Linked DNA regions of Homo sapiens: region 1 is linked to region 2. Evidence: read pairs that join two places in POLR2A ChIA-PET (ENCODE). Cell type or tissue: Panc1. All regions are shown on one strand.

Region 1 (5,000 bases), 170 kb after region 2:
GATGACAGACACATGGACCCTCCCAGATGACGGACACATGAACCCTCCCCACATGGACAGGAAGATTCCAGCAATGTTAGAGATGATAGAATTCATAGACAAGGATATGAAAGCTGCTGCTACAACTTACTCCAAGAAGCTATTCCAGGTGTGGTTGTGTGTGCCTATAGTCCCAGCTACTCAAGATGCCAAGGCCAGCCTGGGCAACAAAGCGAGATCTCATCTCTAAACAAAAACAGAAATAAACTAGAAAAGTGGAAGCTAGAGGAAATATCGAATGTGTTAGGGACTTTGAAGTTACAAAAATCCCAACGGGGAACTTCTAGAGATGAAAATTATGATGTGTGATTTGAGAAATGCACTGGGGGGAAGTACCAACAGGTTAGACACTGGAAAGGAAAACAGTAGTCAACTCGAAACTATAACAATAAAAACTATTTAAAATAAAACAGATTTTAAAAAACAGAGAGGCTGGGCGCGGTGGCTTATGCCTGTAATCCCAGCACTTTGGGAGGCCAAGGCAGGTGGATCGCCTGAGGTCAGGAGTTCAAGACCAGCCTGGCCAACATGGTGAAACCCCATCTCTACAAAAAATACAACAACAACAAAAAAATTAGCTGGGCGTAGTTGCAGGCACCTGTAATCTCAGCTACTTGGGAGGCTGAGGCAGAGAATTGCTTGAACCCGGGAGGTAGAGATTGCAGTGAGCCGAGATCGTGCCATTGCACTCCAGCCTGGGTAATAGAGCAAGACTCTGTCTCAAAAAACAAACAAACAAACAAAAAAACTGAAAAACAGAGAAATAGAATGGTGAGCTGTGAGACAACGTTGAGTGGCCTAACATACGTTTAATTGGAGTTGGTCCCAGAAGAGGGGAAGAAGGTAAAATAGCTGAAGAAATAATGATTGGAGTTTTTCCAAGCTTGATGGGAACCATAAACCCACTGATCCAAGGAGCCTCTCAGCACAAGAACCTGGACAGAGACTCCCGGAGCGTCGCAATCACGTCAACAAAATGCCACGATAAAACAGCAATGCTCACTCCTGCCTCTTACTTTTGACACTCCAGGAAGTTCCTGCCAGAGCAATTAGGAAAGAAAATGAAATAAAAGAGGCTGAGCATCATGGCTCACGCCTGTAATCCCAGCACTTTGGGAGGCCGAGGCAGGCAGATCACCTGAGGTCGGGAGTTCGAGACCAGCCTGACCAACATGGTGATCCCTGTCTCTACTAAGAATACAAAATTAGCCAGGCATGGTGGTGCATGCCTGTAATCCCAGCTACTCAGAAGGCTGAGGCAGGAGAATCACTTGAACCTGGGAGGCAGAGGTTGCAGTGAGCTGAGATCGCGCCGTTGCACTCCAGCCTGGGCAACAAGAATGAAACTCCATCTCAAAAAGAAAAAAAAAGAAAAGAAAAGAAAATGAAAGTGAAATAAAAGGTATCCAGGGCCAGGCTCAGTGGTTCACACCTGCACGTGATCCCAGCACTTTGGGAGGCCAAGGCGGGAGGATCACTTGAGCCCAAGAGTTCAAGACAAGCCTGAGCAACATAGTGAGACCCTGTCTCTACCAAGAAAAGGAAAAAAATGCAAAAATCAGCTGGGCATAGTGGTGTGCACCTGCAGCCCCAGCTACTCTGCAGGCTGAGGTGGGGCGACTGCTTAGGCCCAGGAGGCAGAGGTTGCAGTGAGCAGATATTGCACCAGTGCATTCCATCCTGGATGACAGAGTGAGACCTTGTCTCAAAAGAAAAGAAAAAGATGTGAAACTTTTCAGATGACATGATCTCATATATAGAAAATCCAAAGGAAGCCACTAAAAAAGTTATTAGAACTAATAAACAGGTACAGCAAGGTATAGAATACTTGGAGGGCACAAGATCAATTTTTCAAAAATCAATTGTATTTGTTCACACTGGCAATGAACAATATAAAAATGAAACTTGTTTTTTTGAGATGGAGTCTCGGGAGGGCAGTGGCGCAATCTCGGGTCACTGCAACCTCCACTTCCCGGGCTCAAGCGATTCTTGTGCCTCAGCCTCCCAAGTAGCTGGGACTACAGGCACCGGTCACCGTGCCTGGCTAATTTGTGTATTTTTAGTAGAGACAGAGTTTCACTATGTTGGCCAGGCTGGTCTTGAACTCCTGACCTCAAGTGATCCTCCTGCCTCGGCCTCCCAAAGTGGTGGGATTACAGGCTTGAGCCACTGTGCCCGGCCTACAGTCAACTGATTTTCAATACGGGTGCCAAGACAATTCGATGGAGGAAAGACTCATCTTTAACAAATGGTGCTGAGACACCCGAACATCCACATGCCCGTGAGGGAAGCTGCTCACATTATTCACATCACACACACAGAGAACTCAAAATGAATGACAGGCCAGGCATGGTGGCTCATGCCGAATCGCCTGAGGTCAGGAGTTCGAGACCGGCCTGGCCAAGATGGTGAAACCCCGTCTCTACTACAAATACAAAAATTAGCCAGCGTGGTGGTGGGTGCCTGCAGTCCCAGCTACTCGGGAGGCTGAGGCAGGAGAATCGCTTGAATCTGGGAGGCAGAGGTTGCAGTGAGCCGAGATTGTGCCATTGCACTCCAGCCTGGGCGAGAAGAGTGAAACTTCATCTAAAAAAAAAAAAAGGGCCGGGTGCGGTGGCTCACGCCTGTAATCCCAGCACTTTGGGAGGCTGAGGTGGGCGGATCACTTGAGGTCAGGAGTTTGAGACCAGCCTGGCCAACATGGTGAAGCCCTATCTCTACTAAAAAATACAAAAAGTTAGCCGGGCATGGTGGCAGGCGGCTGGAATCCCCGCTACTCAGAAGGGTGAGGCAGGAGAATCGCTTGAACCTGGGAGGCAGAGGTTGCAGTGAGCCAAGATCACGCCATTTCACTCCAGCCTGGGCGACAGAGTGAGACTCCGTCTCAAAAAAACAAAAACAAAGCAAAACAAAACAGAATGGATGACAGACATAAGAGCTAAAACTATAAAACTTTTAGAAGAAAATATAGCAGTAAATTGTCATGATCTTGGGTTTGGAAAGACCTTGGGCAAAAGTCTTCTTAGGTAGGATACTGCTGTGGTTTGGATATGGCCCCAAAAGCTCATGTGCCGGGAGCTTGACCCCCATGTGGAAGTGTTGGGAGGTGGGACCTTTAAGAGGTGTTTAGCTTATGGAGGCTCTGCCCTCACGAAGAGATGAACGCTGGTATCGTGGGAGTGGGTTCCTCATGGAAGGGGGGTCCAGCCCCTCCTGCTCTCCCACTCTGTCTTCTTTGTCCAGGGATGACACAGAAGGAAGGAGCTCATCAGACGCCAGCACCTTCATCTGCATTTCCCAGCCTCCAGAACTGTGAGAAATAAATTTCTGTTCATTATAAATTACCCAGTCTCAGATATCCTATTAAGGCAGCACAAAATAGACTAAAACAGATACCAGAAGCATAAGTGACCAAAGAAAAAAATTAGACATCATCAAAATTTAAAACTTATGTTTCAAATGGCATTATCAAAAAGTGAAAAGACATCACATATGGGAGGAAACGTTGGCAAAATATATATTGACAAGGAAATTACCCAGAATTCCAAACACAATCAACCCCGAACTTCAGAAAACATTCAATCCTGAACTCCACAGTCAACCCAGAACTGCAGAAACAGTCAACCCCGAATTCCAGAAACAATCAACCCTGAACTCCAGAAAAAATCAACCCAGAACTCCAGAAACAATCAACCCAGAACTCCAGAAACAATCAACCCAGAACTCCAGAAACAATCAACCCCAAATTCCAGAAACAATCAACCCTGAACTCCAGAAACAGTCAACCCAGAACTCCAGAAACAATCAACCACGAACTCCAGAAACAATCAACCCCAAACTCTAGAAACAATCAACCACGAACTCCAGAAAGTCAACCCCAAACTCCAGAAACAATCAACCCTGAACTCCAGGAACAATCAACCCAGAACTCCAGAAACAGTCAACCCCAAACTCCAGAAACAATCAACCCTGAACTCCAGAAACAATTAACCCAGAACACCAGAAATAATCAACCCTGAACTCCAGAAACAATCAACCCTGAACCCCAGAAACAATCAACCCAGAACTCCCGAAACACTCCACCCAGAACTCCAGAAACTATCAACCCTGAACTCCAGAAACAATCAACCCTGAACGCCAGAAACAATCAACCCTAAACGCCAGAAACAATCAACCCCGAACTCCAGAAACAATCAACCCAGAACTCCAGAAATGGGCCAGCCCATGGATGGATGGTCAGCTGCTTTTGACAAAGACAATTCAATAGAGAAAGGAGAGTCTTTTCTTTTCTTTTCTTTCTTTTTTTTTTTTTTTGAGATGGAGTCTCCCTCTGTCACCCAGGCTGGAGTGCAATGGTGCGATCTCGGCTCACTGCAACCTCCACCTCCCGAATTCAAGGAATTCTCCTGCCTCAGCCTCCTGAGTAGCTGAGATTATAGGCGCATGCCACCACACCCAGCTAATTCTTGTATTTTTAGTAGAAACAGGGTTTCACCATGTTGGTCAGGCTGGTCTCCAACTCCTGACCTCATGATCCACCCACCCCAGCCTCCCAAAGTGCTGGGATTACAGGCTTGAGTCACTGCGCCCGGCCGGGAGAGTCTTTTCAACAGTGGTTCAAAAACAACTGTATATCCATATGCAAATAAATTAACAGATTCTTACCTCACACCATATACACAAATTAACTAAAAATAGATCATAGTCCTAAATGCAAAATCTAACCATAAAACTTTTTGGAGAAAACTTTAAAAATCTTTGTGACCTTTAGGCAAAGATTTCTTAGATACGACACCAAAAGAATAATACATCAAGAAAAATGGGCAAATTAGACTTCATTAAAAGGAAGAACTTTTCTTTTTCTTTTTTAAAAAAATTTTGTGTATCCTCATTGTTAAGCATGAACTCTTTTTCAAGACACAGTGTTAAAAACATGAAAAGACTGGGCGCGGCGGCTCAGG
Region 2 (5,000 bases):
CGTGCCCTCCGACCCAATCAGGCCCAGTGTGAGCAGGAAGCAAACCTCCACTGACCTCCACTGAGCGGAGGGCTTGGCACCTCCTTCCTTCCCTTCCCTCCTCCCTGCGCATCCCCCCCGACCGTCCCTGCGCTCTGATGGCGGCCCCTGGTCAGGACTCTGCCTTCTCCATCAGTTCCAAAGCTCCACCCGCAGACGAAACGCTTGGAGCAACGTCTGCCCTCTGACCTCAGTGGTAAAACACCATCCGGGTGCGGTGGCTCACGCCTGTAATCCCAGCACTTTGGGAGGCCGAGGCGGGCGGATCAACTGAGCCCAGGAGTTTGAGACCAGCCTGGGCAACATGGTGAGACCCCGTCTCTACAAAAAATTTAAAACTTAGCTGGCTGTGGTGGTGCACACCTGTGGGCCCACCTGTGGGAGGATTGCTGAGCCTGGGAGGTGGAGGCTTCGGTGAACCGTGATCGCACCACCGCACTCCAGCCTGGGCCACAGAGTCAGACCCTGTCTCAAAAAAGAAAACACAAAGGCAAAAGGCCCCAGAGTTTTCTGCAGAATTATAAACTGTGTCTACCTGGAACTGAGAAACAGTGAGCGAGCAGCTCACCAGCCCTGGGACGAGGAAGGCCCCAGCCCCGTCCACGGTTCCTCCCACCTGGGCAGCTGTGTCCTGGCCCAGGTGCAGCCGAGCTCTGCCCTGCACAGCACAGGGCCCTCCACCCTCGCTGCTGTGGACATGGAGAGTGGCGGGGCACTGGGCGTGCCCCCGTCGCCCCATAATAAAATCCACTGTGGCCGCTCCCCTGGCTTTGAGGAGGAATATTTGCGTCTGGCTGAACACCTGCTTCCCGGCTTCATGGTGACACTCAGGCCCCACACCATCCTGCCTAATTCCTGAGTAGAGGGAAAATGACTGTGTCTGGCTGTGGAACTGGAGCTGCCTCTGCTCCTTGTGTGGAGCTGCTCGGAGAAGCGGGAGCTTGGCAGCATGGCCCAGACTTGCTCACACGTCCTCACCTGCTTTTCTTTTTTTAAATGGAGTCTGGCTCTGTTGCCCAGGCTGGAGTGCAGTGGTGCGATCTCGGCTCACTGCAGCCACCACCTCCCGGGTTCAAGTGATTCTCCTGTCTCAGCCATCAGAGTAGCTGGGACTACAGGTGTGCACTACCATGCCCAGCTAATTTTTGTATTTTTAGTAGAGACAGGGGTTTTGCCGTGTTGGCCAGGCTAGTCTCAAACTCCTGACCTCGGGTGATCCGCCTGCCTTGGCCTCCAAAAGTGCCAGGATTACAGGCATGAGCCACCATGCCCGGCCCCTCACCTGCTTTTAAACCAATCACGTGGTTCCCACTGCCCTGCTTTCATCCTGGATGAACCTGGGTATGGCTGCTGGAGGACCCCGAGCTGGCCAGTCCCTACCCAGGCCCCAGGGCCCTCGGGTGCCTCTGAGCTCCGTGGATGGCCAGTTCTGAGGCCCTGAGCTGGGGGGAGGATTGCTAACGGAGTGGCTGAGGGCTGATGCCCGCTCTGGGGTGCAGCAGGGCCCCCGCACCGCCCGGGTGCAAGGCTCAGGGAGGGGAGGCCTGGGACGCTCGCTGGCACAGGTCTCTCTGGGGGCAAGGGCAGGGGCAGGGCTCAAGTCTCGGGAGGCCCAGGCCGGCATCCCCCACCTACCAAGGAAGTGAGTGGCCCTGGGGCACAGCGCGTGGCGCCCGAGGCCTCTCTCCTCCTCCACGGAGGGGGCCCAGTGGCTCTGCCAGCTGGCGTGAGCTGGTCGGTGTGGGGCCACTCCACACCCGGCCCCGCACAGTGGCTGCACTTGGTGTCGGAATCTCCAGGAACTGGTGGCTGCCAAAGGTTCCGGCCTGGTCCTCCTGCTGGGTAGGACATTGTCATGGCAGCCGGGTGGGGACCGTGGAGGGGAGGGGGTGTGGCTCTCCGGGGACCAGGCTGGCGGCTGGTGGCAGAGCCGGCCAGAGGGTACCCAGCCCCCAGCCCCCAGCCCTGGCTGGGCCCGAGGTCTCGCTGGGCGGGGCAGGCAGGACAAAGGCCCTTTGTGCTCTGGCTCGGGGCTACTTCCTGATGGCACCAGACACAGGAAGCCACAGGGTCCCCGTTTCTTGGGCCAGACTGCCGAGGGTCCCGCCTGCGCCGGGGGCTACCTTCCCCCTGGGACGGTGCTGGGAAGAAGGGGAGGGCCCAGGAGCCTCTGGAGCTGCGGGCTCAGGGCTGGGGCCCCCCTCAGGCAGGGACACAGCTCAGCGCCGCCCGGGGCTCCTCCGCTTCTTCCGGGTTCTCCGCGCACAGCCCCGGGAGCCGCTCCTGGCTCCTCGGCCACCGGGGCGCCCACAGCGGGCGGGATGGCTGGAGGCTGGGGGCGCCTGCCCAACCCTCCCTGGGGACGGTGCCCCACCCAGGGTGCCAGGCCCCGGATCCTCGCTCCCCCCTCCTGACCCTCCGCAATGTCAGGGTCTTGACCGGGAGCGGGGCGGGGCCCGTGACCCCCTACGGGTTGAGGGGAGGCCCGGTGGCCCCTTCACTACTTGAGGGAGGGCCTGGGGCTAATTTTGGCTTTGCCTCCTCTAGTCAGCACCAGCCTGGAACACAGACAGGCTTTGCTTGGAGAACCCTGGGAGGAAAACCCAGTCTCCTCGGCGGGAAGGGTGGCGCGTCCCCAGGGCCTAGAGTTTGAGATTAAACAGGATCGGGCGGAGGGAGGCCCCTCCCAGCAGCTCCGCCTCCTCGGGGCGCCCAGCGGTCTTTTCCACCTCGTCGCCTTCCCCCTTCCTGCTCCACACGAACCCCGGTAGCAGACACCCGTTTCCACCCCGGCAGGAAGGCCAGGGAGCCTCCAGGCCGATGGGAGGCAGGGCTGGGGCGGGGCTGCGGGCGGGGCGGGGATGGAGGGGCTGGGCTGGGGCGGAGCTGGGGGCGGGGATGGCGGGGATGGCGGGGATGGCGGGGATGGCGGGGATGGCGGGGATGGCGGGGATGGCGGGGATGGCGGGGATGGGATGGGTGGGCGGGGATGGGATGGGTGGGCTGGGGGCGGGATGGGTGGGCTGGGGGCGGGGCTGCAGTCCCTAGGGCTCGCTGGATCCACCTGCTGCCTTTGCCTCTGGACCTTGATTCCAGGGCCCAGTGCTCCCCGCCCAGGCCATGCCCTTCTACCATGCTGCCAGACAAGGCAGGTGACCCCACCATGATTTAATGCTGCACAGAGCGGGGGGCCTCCTGCACCCTCTTCCAGCTAGCTACCTTTTCTCCCACTTTGTCCCGGCTCCTCCCACCTGACCCAAGACCCCAGGCACCTGTTGGCCACTGCAAGCTCAGGGCACCACGGTTCAAGCCAGAAGGTCACTCTGTCCCCAGCCCGAGGTCCTGGGTCCTGGTCCTGCTGTGCGACCTTGGGTCTGCCCACAGAGGGTTGCCACAGGGCGGACCAGCCCAGTGCCCGGGACCTCCCCCCGCCCCCCTAAGCAAGTGCTGGCCCACCTTCCCCCCACCTTCTTGCCCTGAACCAAGCTCTGGGACCTGCCCGTGTCCAGCTGGGGCCTGTGGGTCAGCACAGCCTCCTCAGCCTGGCTCACCCTGACCGGACCCACCTCCACCTGAGGCCCTGAAGCTCCCATGTCCTCCCCCAGGGCTGTATCCCTGATAGCTGTGAGGCTTAGCCACGGCCTCTACTGAATTCTCAGAAAGGCGTTAACCAAAAGTCTGGAAGCTTTGCCCGTGGTCTGAGACACAGCCCTCTCCCGGGAGCCTGATCTGCAGCCTGTCCCTTTGTTTTCTTCTCAGTTATTCATTGAGATCTGCCCCAGTCCTCCACAGCCACCCTCGTCCCCAGAGGCCTCTAGGGCGCCAAATCCAGGGGTGACCCTACGGCCTCCCAGCCCAGCCTGTGGGCAGCCGGTCACCACGTGCCTCTGAGGCTCAAATCCAGAGGTGACCCTATGGCCTCCCAGCCCAGCCTGTGGGCAGCCGGTCACCACGTGCCTCTGAGGCTCAGCCCACTCAGCCACCGGAGCACAGGCATTCCTGGGAACCAGCGGGCTGGGGTGCTGGTGCCGGGGAAATGGAGGGGGTGGATGGAGATGGGGACAAGGCGTCTGGAGGCTGGGAAGAATGTGCACACTCTTCCCTGGTGTCGTCGGCACAGATTTCCTGCAGATTCCAGCTGAGCAGGTGTAGTTTGAGTGGGAGTTTCCCGAGTGGGGACTCCATGCTGGTTACGGCGCCCGGCAGAGCCTGGGTGGAAGTGCACTGGCTTCGCCTGATGACGAGGGAACGGAGGCTGTGGTCAGGTTGGCGGTGCCCTGAGGAATCCCAGGACTCCTGGATGGGAAGAGTGTGGGGTCCTGAAGGCCAAAGGGAGAGAGTGCCCCAGGCAGGAGACATGGCCAGTGCCCACAGGGGTGGCCTGTTTGCAGGCGTGCTGGCGGAGGTTCTCAGATCCACCTGCTGGCTGAAAAGTACTGAAATGTTCAACCATCCGATTAAAGCTTCGAAGAGCCAAGGAGCTGGTAAGAACTCACTAAGCCAAAGCCATGGATAAAATATTGCCTAGAGCACTCTGCCACGTTCCTCGGGGGTCAGCAGATGTGAACTTTTGTTCCAATGTGGAAATCATCCACCAGGAGACCCTCCCCACAAAACCTGGGAGTCCCAAAGGGCTCCACTCCCAAAGTGAGGACGAAGTGAAGTGACTCCATCCTCGCAGCCCCAGTTCAAGTCACTTCCACAGTGGTCTTCCAAAGGCCACTCAGGCCCAGGCAGTATTGTCCCAGGTGTCTGGCAGAGGAAAGCCGAATGGGGCAGTGCCTTTGCTCGAGGCATCAAATCGTCCTACAGATACTTGTTCAAGTACAATGACCAGCACGCCGTCGAAGATAACCAGTCTCGCAAAGATATGATATAAGCAAGAACGGATGGAATCAGACACCAGCAAGCCCCACAGGGGCCTGAGATATTGGATTATCAGACACAGACCAAAAAACACT

Evidence for each region. ChIA-PET counts read pairs that join two places held together with the same protein. Peaks named below come from ENCODE experiments on the same cell type or tissue, not always from the same donor. Only the 100,000 strongest peaks of a DNase experiment are listed, where the experiment ranks them.
Region 1: POLR2A ChIA-PET joins it to region 2 with 9 read pairs; 2 of 35 experiments call an interaction of 5 or more read pairs at or near these places.

Annotation. Positions count from the first base shown.
Region 1 is chr1:987,939-992,938 of GRCh38, reverse strand. No RefSeq gene overlaps it. Among named protein-coding and RNA genes, the nearest start is that of PERM1, 8.3 kb to the right of the region's middle. In Panc1, no CTCF peak of the experiment used is centred here; no DNase peak of the experiment used is centred here.
Region 2 is chr1:1,155,359-1,160,358 of GRCh38, reverse strand. LOC124903820 (a long non-coding RNA gene) reads right to left here. Exons shown (of 3, transcript XR_007065351.1): 2 at 1,675-1,877. Among named protein-coding and RNA genes, the nearest start is that of MIR200BHG, 5.0 kb to the left of the region's middle. RefSeq lists an enhancer at 1,617-1,686 and silencers at 2,037-2,216, 2,287-2,526. In Panc1, no CTCF peak of the experiment used is centred here; a DNase peak (open chromatin) is centred at 2,728; H3K4me3 peaks cover 911 bases; H3K27ac peaks cover 1,460 bases.